Linked DNA regions of Homo sapiens: region 2 is linked to region 1. A link is an interaction called in ENCODE POLR2A ChIA-PET data of the cell type or tissue named here. Cell type or tissue: PC-9. All regions are shown on one strand. Links, peaks and the distances in the headings refer to the core of each region. The heading gives the core; the rest is flanking DNA. Region 1 overlaps NCKAP1 (NCK associated protein 1). Region 2 holds the start of DUSP19 (dual specificity phosphatase 19).

The links. Peaks named below come from ENCODE experiments on the same cell type or tissue, not always from the same donor. Only the 100,000 strongest peaks of a DNase experiment are listed, where the experiment ranks them.
Region 2: POLR2A ChIA-PET joins it to region 1 with 14 read pairs; 4 of 35 experiments call an interaction of 5 or more read pairs at or near these places.

Annotation. Positions count from the first base shown.
Region 1 is chr2:182,937,756-182,943,144 of GRCh38, reverse strand. NCKAP1 (NCK associated protein 1) reads left to right here. Exons shown (of 31, transcript NM_013436.5): 24 at 982-1,075. Among named protein-coding and RNA genes, the nearest start is that of FRZB, 74 kb to the right of the region's middle. In PC-9, for the core only: no CTCF peak of the experiment used is centred there; no DNase peak of the experiment used is centred there.
Region 2 is chr2:183,076,210-183,081,598 of GRCh38, reverse strand. It overlaps DUSP19 (dual specificity phosphatase 19), which reads right to left and starts at 2,852. Exons shown (of 4, transcript NM_080876.4): 1 at 2,440-2,852. The coding sequence starts at 2,665. In PC-9, for the core only: no CTCF peak of the experiment used is centred there; a DNase peak (open chromatin) is centred at 2,808; H3K4me3 peaks cover 2,552 bases; H3K27ac peaks cover 1,557 bases.

The DNA.
Region 1 (5,389 bases), core at 55-5,054:
GATTGTGATGTGTACAAGGGCTGAGAACCATTATAGAGAACAAAAGTAAAGAAAATTCTGATTTACAAGAACTTTGTAGAGATATAGAGATCAGAAATTAAATTATAAACTTCACTTACATTGTGAAAGAACTGGGAAGTGTGATAGTGGTGAACTTAGTGGTGAAAGCAGACCGCACAGGTAACTGCAACAAAGAGCAGAATGTCTCTCTCACTTCTCTCTTTGTTGTTTTAGAAACTCGGTTTATTGTTGTCTAGGCTTATCTCTGACAGAATGAAATTAATTACATTTGTGTTATAATTTTTAAATTACTTTGTAATGTTTCTTTTGAGGAGAACATTCTTCAATGAGTTATACTTTTCTTGAATAGTTATCCTTCACACCCTTCCCTTATTTATATCTCTTCCTTCTTTTCTCTTCCCTTTTCTCAGTGGTCTGTGAAAGAGGAGTAGATAGTTTATACTTCCATTTTATAATTTTTGTTGGGAAACATTACTATTATATAATCCCCATCAAGTGGTACCATACCATAACAAGTCATTCTCCCTCTACTTGTATGTATCCAGTAATACTCATTGTCTACAGGCATACTCTAGCCTGCCTTTGGCCAGGTTTAACTTTAGCTAGTTTTTTTGTTTCAGTTGGAATTTGTTGCTATGTCCATTTTAGTGTCTACTTTTTATTATTGATGCCGTTCAGCGTCTAAGTAAGCATAAGATGATTCTTTATCCTACTACTTACCTTTGTTGCTTTTCCTGAACTCCTTCCTTCTTGAATTTGTAAACTGAAGGGAAACACTAAGCTTATATAAATAATTTTCAGATGCTTTTATTGAAACAACAAAAAAATATATGTAGCATAGAGCGTCTGGATTTCATGAATTGTGTTTCCTACTTGCCAGATTGTAATTTCCAAGCATGCTCTTATCTCATTAACACAAAGAGGTCTGTGCCTGACCTAGGATCTTTCTTTTTTTTTTAGAAACTTGTGGTGGAGAATGTTGATGTGTTAACACAAATGAGGACCAGCTTTGACAAACCAGACCAGATGGCTGCACTGTTTAAAAGATTATCATGTGGGTAACTCATGATACTTTTTATAAACATAAGAAGATCTTGATACTCAGTATTTAGCTTTGGCTCAAAATTTGTAACATAAATACAAGTAGTAAATTATGAAAAGTACTCTTTAGCTTATGAAGAGAACTAGAACATTTTTGCAGTCAAAGGATCATATAAGTGTGTGTGTGGCTTATCTGTTTCACAATTTTTCTTAACCATACTCTTAGTCTACTATGTGTCGCTAGTTCATGAATATTACCAGTATCAATTTGGTTTTGAACCCATTAAATTTAATACAGTAAATCTACATTAATTTAGACTAAAAGGATTAGCTTCTGAGCCTGTTAACTTTCTAAAAATCAACTTTATACGTATAAGTTACATACAATAAAATGTACCATTTAAGCAAACGGTATTTTGGATTTTGACAGATGGATGCATTCATATAACCATTGCCACAGTCTAGATATAGAACAGTTCCATCAGTTTGAAAAATTGTTTGCTATCTCTTTGTAGTTGGTCTCCTACCCCAGTCTCTGGCCCCAGGCCAAACAACCACTGATCTTATTTCTGTCACTATAGATTAAATTTGTGTCTGGCCTCTTTCACTTAGCATAATGTTTTTGAGATTTATTCATCCATGTTGTTAAGTGATCAGTAATTTGTTTCTTTTTGTTATTAGCTAAGATTGATGAAAACCTGAACCTACAACTTAAAAAAAAATTGTAATGTCTTCTTGACATTGATTCTTTGTGGGAGGTATATTGTGAAATCACAGTGAATCTTAAGTATTAAAGTGTGTTCAAGCAGATAACTGTTTTAGATATACTTGATCTAATGTTATTTTCTTTTGCTTTTTTTACTTGAACTGTTAAAGTTACAATGAAAAATTATTTTAAAGTCATACTTCTTGGTTAATTTAAAAGCCTTCTCAACACTAAAAAAAAAAAATGAAATCCCAAATAAAATATTCTTTGTATTTGAGAAAGCCAGAGAACAAGTTTATGTTCCTAAACAAAAAATAATCCAGAAGAAAACTAAAGCCATACATGTATTTAACATACTTCATATTTGACATTTTTCTCTTAAATGCTTTAGAGAATCACTTTATTAGGCTATTTTATCCTGTAAAACTTATTTAATTCTTATTGAATAAAAATTAAAGATTACCTTATAGGACAGATCTGTGGTTGCCAGGACTATAAAGGGAAAGCAATGAGGGAGATTTTTAGGGTGATGAAACTGTTCACCATAGTGGTGATACAAATCTATCATATGTGTCATACGACACATATCACTGTGTGTTACATAGTGGTAACACAGATCTGTACATGATAACATTTGGGGCTGGGTGTGGTGGCCCAGGCCTGTAATCCCAGCACATTGGGAGCCAAGGCAGGCAGATCACTTGAGATCAGGAATTCCAGACCAGCCTGGCCAACATATTGAAACCCTGTCTCTACTAAAAATACAAAAATTAGCCAGGCATGGTGGCACATGCTTATAATCCCAGCTACTCAGGAGGCTGAGGTAGGAGAATTGCTTGAACCCGGGAGATGGAGGTTGCAGTCGGCTGAGATAGCACCATTGCACTACAGCCTGGGCGACAAGAGCAAAACTCTATTTCAAAGAAAAAAAAAATGGAGCTGTATACCAAAAGGAAAAGAAAAGGTCATTTTTATTATATGATACTTTAAAAAACAAAAAAATAGACGTGGTAGCATTATAGGGAGGAGTATGAATAAGTAGGAAATTAGTTTTTAAAACTCTCCTGATCTTTCTTTTGTTATTGTACATTGGTTTACTAGCTACTTATATTTTCTACTCCTTTATTCTTATTAGTTTTGTTTTTTTCATGTTTTCTCCCATTTTTTAATACTCATTTGACAACCCCATTGGCCTTAACCCTATTTACTTTCCTACTAACAGTCTTTTGACTGTTCCATCTAATTAGAAGCAAATAATCCGCTGCAGTGTTCAGTACTTTATTTAACTCTCATTTGTGGAATTGAAACAATGGAATTTGTTAAAATTCCAAACAGAATTTGCAAGTTTTCAAAATAAAATTCATAGTCGTTTGTCAAGATTCTGCTTACTTGAATTTTGTGTATAATAATTAATGGTGACTCATTACCTCTAACTCATTGGCCATTTTGGAATTGGCCAAAACCAAAATCTAAATTGTTGAATGTTAATGACCCATATAAATCAAATTTGTCTTTAAATAGAATTTATTAAATCTTTTCTATAATTTGGAAAAAGAAACGATTCACTTGAGAGTGACTCATTTAGGAGAGTAGAGAGAACTATTTTTTCAGCAATTGAACTGTTTTCCAAAACTTTCTCTTTTTTTTAATTCTTTTGTGCTTCCTTCTCCCCATGTCCATATCCAGAAGTCAATGTGTTTTTGAAGGAGTTTTTCACAGTCAACAAGCACATTCTTTTTAAAAGATAAAGCATTATGATTAATTAAAAGTAGGTCTGAATTGGGAGGCAATCTGGAATTTATTAGTTTATTTTTATTTTATTTTATCTATTTTTATTTTTAAATTTTTTGAGACGGAGCCTTGCTCTGGTGCCCAGGCTGAAGTGTAATGACACAGTCTCAGCTCACTGCAACCTCCACCTCCTGGTTCAACCAATTCTCCTGCATCAGCCTCCCAAGTAACTAGGACTACAGGCATGCACTACCACACTCGGCTAATTTTTGTATTTTTAGTAAGATGGGGTTTCACAGTGTTGTCCAGGCTGGTCTCGAACTCCTGACCTCAAGTGATCCATCCTCCTCGACCTCCTAGAGTGTTGGGATTACAAGCGTGAGCCACCGTGCCTGGCCTTATTATCAGTTTTAAGACTTCTATGTGACTTGGGCAAATCTCCTTATGTCTGTTTAATATTTTTTTATTCTCTGACATTCTGTTTCTTGGGACTAGGTTCATCGCTTTACTGACTCCCTAATTCCAGACTAAAAATATTTCTAGTTTTCCTACAGCAATTTTTTCTTTCGAAAACTCATTCTATTCACATACCTTTCTGCCATCATCTACAAACCTATAAGTTGCCTCTGAAGATCTTTACTTTAGCAGTACTTTGGATGTTATTATTTCCTGAAATTGTTCCACCAGTAAAAATCTTGAACTTTGAAATTCAACTCTCAGATCACAGCCATGTCTTCTAGCTCTCCCATTCCTTTACACCTATTGAACTCCTTGTTCTGGCTCATTGAAACTTTTATGCCTCTCAGCTTTCCTGATCACCTATTCCTGGCTTTACATATTTTATCCATTCTGGACTATGAAATTTGGTTAGTGCATTCTCCCTTATGCTGTCATACCCTTGAGTTTTTGCTACATTCATTCCCACAAAGCAGTTTTCCTGATCCCTAGAAAGTCTCCTGCACCCTGAAAGCCAAGTACTGCTTGTGAAATAACACTTTTTAAGTCTGTCGTTAAACTGGCCTCTTTTTCATCTTACCACCTGTCTTACTTTGAAACTTTTTGACTAGTTTGTATGCACTGTTTGATTGTCCCACCTGTCCACTCTTGGTGTGCTGTAATATGTCCACTTTCCTGAAACCTTTCTGAAAGTTTGTTGGTGACTACTCATTTGCAAGATTTGGTGCTTTTTCCTCAACTCTCATTCTGTTTATTTCTCTGTCGTGTTTATCTCTTTTATTCTCCTTTTTATTAAAGCTTTATTTTCTTTATTTGCCAATACTTTTATCTCTACTCTTCGTCGTTTTTGCAGGTTCATCTTTTATGTAGTGTCAGCTTGTGATATCTTACTCTTCCATTTTTACTCTGCAATACTATTGGAAAAATTTTATCCCAAATTTTCTCTTCCCTTATCCAATATTTATCTTCAGCCTTAACTCTCTTCTATTGATCTCCAGATGTTTAATACCAAGTACTAGTTTGACCGGGGCTTCTCAAAGTATAACCCAGGGACATGTAACAGCACCACCTGGGAATTTGTTAAGCATGTAAATTATTGGGCCCCACCTCAGACCTGCTGACTCAGATCTCTGGGGCTGAGGCCCAGCAGTCTGTGTTTTAACAAGTCCTCGGGGTCATTTGGAATCATACAAAAGTTTAGAAACATTGTGTTAAATATTTTCAGCTATATGACCCACAGGTTTTTCACAACGTCCCTGGAATGGGAAGTATCTCTTCCATGGCAGGTATAAGTAGGTGGGGAGAAAAAACCTGATGTTTTCTTTATTGACTATTTTGTTACCTCTCTCACCATCTATCCATTGACTCACACTGGAAAACTTGGGCATCCTCTCTGATTCTTTCACTCCTCATATTCCATGTGCAGTAGCTATG
Region 2 (5,389 bases), core at 272-5,271, 140 kb before region 1:
TAACCAACTCCAGAGGAAAAAATAGGTTCAAATAATTGAAATTTGGTGGTTTAGTCAGGCGTGGTGGCTCATGCCTGTAATCCCAGAAATTTGGGAGGCCAAGGCGGGCAGACTGCTCAAGCCCAGGAGTTCAAGACCAGCTTGGGCAACATGGTAAAACCGCATCTCTACAAAAAGTACAAAAAAATTAGCCAGGCATGGTGGTGTGCACCTGTATTCCCAGCTATTCAGAGGCTGAGGTGGGACGATCGCTGGAGCCTGGAAGGCAGAGGTTGCAGTGAGCCAAGATCGTGCCACTGCACTCCACCCTGGATTTATTTTGAGACCCTATCTCAAAATAAATAAATAAATAATAAATAATTATCTGTCTATATATAATGTTCAAAGCCTAGGACAAAAATGCTGTCTAAAATCTTTTCTCCATTTTTAAATGGTTCGAGGGCCTATGTAATATTTTTTAAATGCAGTCACTTTTTAGAGTTTACGAACTAAAAAAGATTACATTTTTACAACTCTTCATTTTCTTTATTCATCACCCAAACCAAAAGTTGTTTGGCATGCGATGCTGGGAGGAAGCTGTGTCGCTTTGAGGAGGTGAAAGAAGCTCTTAGAACCAACCTGCAAACAACCCCAGTCTCCCAGACGTAAACTAAGTCTGGTCAGAAACAACTCTTTCAACATTCATGTAGAAGAACTGCGGGTGGAACCACCCATGGATCCTTTAGGAATGAGGCACTTGTAATTAGGCAGAAAAAGGTGAGCTTTCAGAAGGGAGGAGGTTGCTCCTGATGAAAGTATCCCATTCCAGAGAAGACCTTATTAGGGCTAGTTTCAGAAGTTCCTCCCAGGACTCTCCCACTATCCTGGGGAGGTTTCCAACCCCAATCTCAGAACACTACCTTGATCAGTTCACTTTGGGTAAGTCCACAAATAATAGTAATAAGCAAAGTTCATGAAGACCCTAAATTGGTGAATGATATATGAAAATTCTACCATAATTATTCCAAGCCATGATTACTACAGTGGAAGCCAAAATAACTGAAAAATGTGCCAGGACGTATTTTCTTTCCTAGATATGGTGAGCAGGGCCTAGGTGAACTTTTCAGATTACCTAAATAACTCACTTTTTCACTGTAAATGTGACAAGAATATGGTACAGTTTTTCACGGGACTGTAGAAACTAGTTAGAGACATTTATTTGGTGAATTTAAAGACAGCCTATGTAACAATTCATATAATATTTAATAACTTATATGTACACTGCAATTGATTTGCATCAAAAACCTTTTACAACAACCTCAGGAGGATCCTATGACATAAGCAGATACTGTTACTTCATCTTTACAAATGGCTTTTTGGAGGACCAGAAAGGATAAATGGCTTGCACCAGCTAATCTAGTAAATTAGAGGCGGAGCAGGATTGAAAACTTGGTCTATGTGAGGCAGCCTAGTATAACAATGGACAGCAGGAGTCCATCAGACTTGGGCTTGATGCATACGTCTGTTATTTACCAGGTGTGTTACCTTGTGTAAATTACTTCACCAATTTTAAATCCTGGTTTCTATTTGTAAAACAAAGCTGATAATCCCTACTTCACAGGATTCCTCAAAGGAGTAAGACACTAGGTGAACAGCACCTGGGCTATTTCTCAGTCTTCTCTCTATTCAAGAATGCCTTAGCTGCATAGTGATAAGTCATTTAGTCTTTCCAAGTCTTAATTTCTCTATTCATAAATAGAAATAATTCAGACGTACTTGAAAACATTCTTGACTATTTTTTTAAGAACACCATACCATATTCTTGCCAAATTAACAAGTTTGCACTTTTATAACCTTGCTTCATTTGCTATTTGTGAACTATGCTTGTATAGGGGCTCAGTATTTCCATAATACGAAATAAATCATAAGATCTTAAGATCTCCTTCTCTTAAACACTCCAAAAACAGACACCATGAACAGACGTGGCCACAGGAGGCATGTATTCCGCACGGTCTGTAAGAGCTGCGCAGGCCAGCAAGCACAGGACTATTTCGAGTATTAACTTTTCTATAACTTTAACCATTGTCACTTGTAGTTCTGCCTGATACAAACATTCTTTTTTCATTCCTTTTTTTTCAAGCTGTATTTTTTATAAGCCAAGAAAACACAACATCAATGTGTTATTCTCCAGAGAAGTTAGAGAAACGGGAAGAAAGCTTTTCTAAAATTCAAATATGCAGTGCCAAGTGCTACGAGAATAGCATCTATGCTTCTTATGGGTACACTGTGAGGCAGAAACGGCTCTAGCTGGCTAATGGAAGTTCCATATCCAAAAAAGGAAACAGTTCAGCTTTTCGGCAGGATAGCTGATAATACAGACTATTACGCATAAAGGGGGAAAATGAGAACGTAATCTGGCTAAAAGGACTCAATGATCTAGTGGCAAGTCGATATACTCACCTAGGAGCAACCATGGCTTAATAACGCCAACTTGCAGGTCCGAGCTAAGGTCCTGCACATAACCACAACCACCCCCACTGCTCGGCTCTACTTCTTCCACAACATGAATTCTGGCATCTTTCCATGTTTCTATAATTTTCTTTCCAGTTAGCGTTGTCACCCTGGTGCATTGCTTCCTGAGATTATTCCGGGAGAATGCTTTAATTTCCTGGTTAAGGGAGTACATTACATGAGCAGTGGCTGGGAACAAATACAAACAAATCCAGCAGGCATAGAAAACGGCTGAACTGCTAGTCCCTTATTGCCCAGGTAACAAAGCCAGCCTCAGAGGTGCTCGCCCATCCAGGTAACCGCAGCAGCCACAGACCAAGAGACTGAGTCGTCCAGCTCCGTTTATCCCAGCGATGCAATGTAAGGCGAAATTTGATTGGTCATTGAGACACAAGTGCCGATTGGATGCTGTTTCTTCTTCCTGTCAGCCAGAAACCTGCATTTTCCCGAAAGGCTCGAGGGATCCACTGGGGAAGATTTCTTATTGTTGCTGTTTAAATTTAGCTTTCTAATACACGCAGAATGGTAAAATATAAGACTTCGTTGGAGAGAGGAATGATATGTCCTGGTTCTTTAAAGGCAGTGATTTTCTGATATATTCTGTTAGTGTCACTTACGGCAGTGACCATGGACGATCCGGGCTGACCTGTGTATCGCTCCCGCTTGAAAGAGACCGGCGGAGTCACCTTGCAAATCACCCTATGTCCCAAAGCCTTTCCTGCCTGTCTGCTTTTAGGCTAGTCCAGGAGGGCTAGAGCAGACGTTAAAAGTTATTTCTCGCTTCCTGTATCCTTCACACCTTCTGCTTTTGCTGTTAATGCAAGAGGAACGTTTACTAGATAAAGTTGTTGTGCGTATTTGTGAGGCAACAATTTAAATAAACTGGGAAAAAAGATATATTTTTTAAAATTTATGCTCATATATGTAGATTGACAAGAGCTTAAAATTTATTTATTTTCTGACTTTCAGCCTACATTTTCATTTCATACAGTAAATATACATCCTAAATAAGAATTGCAGCAAGTCCATCCATACGAAGAATTAAGAAAATCAATTGTGTAAGCATCCAAATTTGTAAAACAGATAAATAAATTATAGAACGATGATTCTGATTACCAAAAAAAAGTTTTGCAAAAGAAATCACAAGATTCCTTTAAAGAGAAATTTTTCAAACCCCTATTAAAGTAAATGTAATTTTAAATGAATTTCAACACAATGTATAAACACATATATAAAATGAAGAAGTTGCACTTATGAAAACTTTTCTTCCAATACCACATATTAAAATTTGTGTTGTTGTTGAAACTTTCTGACATAAAAAAATTCAACTGTTATGGATTGACTATTTCTGTCCCTTCAAAATGCATATGTTAAAGCTTTAAACCTCAAGGTGATGGTATTTAAATGGGACTTTTGGGATGTAATTTAGGATTAGACTAAGACCCTAGGGTAGGGTCCTCATGATGGGTTTAGTGGCTTCAGGAGAACTGAAAGAAATCTGCCTGCTCCCCTATATGGACCAAGGAAAGACAGTATGAGGACATAAGGAGAAGCTGGCTGTCTGCAAGCCAGGAAGAGAGCTTTCAGCAGGAACTGAATAGGCCAGCACCTTGATCTTGGACTTCTCAGCCTCCAGAACTGTAAGAAAATATATTTCGGTTGTTTAAGCAACAAAGTTTATGGCATTTTGTTAGAGCAGCCTGAGCAAACTGAGATATAAACCAAACTTCTCCCTCTTGAAAAAGGAATAGGCCCAGTACAGTGGCGCATGCCTGTAATTCCAGCACTTTGGGAGGCCAAAATGGGTGGATTGCTTGAGCCCAGGAGTTCGAGACCAGCCTGGGCAACATGATGAAACCCCAACTCCACTAAAAAATACAAAAAATTAGCCAGGTTTGGTGGCACGTGCCTGTAGTCTCAGCTACCTGGGAGGCTGAGGTGGGAGGATCACCTGAGCTAAGGAGGTTGAGGCTGCAGTGAGCCATGATCATGCCACTGTACTCCAGCCTGGGCAACAGAGTAAGACCTTGTCTCAAAAAAAAAAAAAAAAAAAAAAAAGAAAAGAAAAGAAAAAGAAAGAGAGAGAAAAATATATATATATATAAGCTCAGGCTATCTACAGGATGTCCTAAAATGAAAAACTGAAGAGATTATTTGCATCATTTAAACAACAATCACAGGCTCATCAAAAAACAACTCTAACCATAAATCAATCCATATATTTATCATAATAATGATCAAAAAAATAAGTACTATTAAGCATTCACTGCATGCTAGGCACTGCGCTTATAAACAATTTTAGATTCTTAGTATTATCCCTTAGCTGCTTAACAATGCTTTACACACATTATCATATTTGACCTCACCCCTATTTGTGATTAGAATCACAAATAAAACCTATGTTTGTTTCAGTCCAGTGCCTTATCTTTTATTTACTGTAGAATACGGCCCTGCTTCCAAAATAATTACAGTTAACGAATATTTACTGAGCATCAGCTATGTGCCTGGCACTGTTATAGTCATTGGAAATACAGCAGTGAATAAAAACAAAGTCCCTTCTTTCATGGATCTTATATCCAAGTGGAGAGAGCAAGAAACAAATATACATATAACCATGTTCGGTCATAATTTAAATGCTAAAAAAAGAAAAATCAAGCAAAATAAGGGAACAGAGTGAGAGGGCAGCGTGTTATTTGTTTTAGGGTGGTAAGAGAAAGCACTTCTGATACAGTGAAAATTGAACAGAGACTTGAATAAAGTGCAGAAGCCAGCCCTGTAGATATATGGGGGAATAGCTTAATAGCCAAGTGTCTAAATCTTCTGACAGATTTGGACTGTCTATGCCAAGTGCTGAAACAGGAGTGCACTAGTAGGAGATGGAGAGGTTCAAGAAACACCT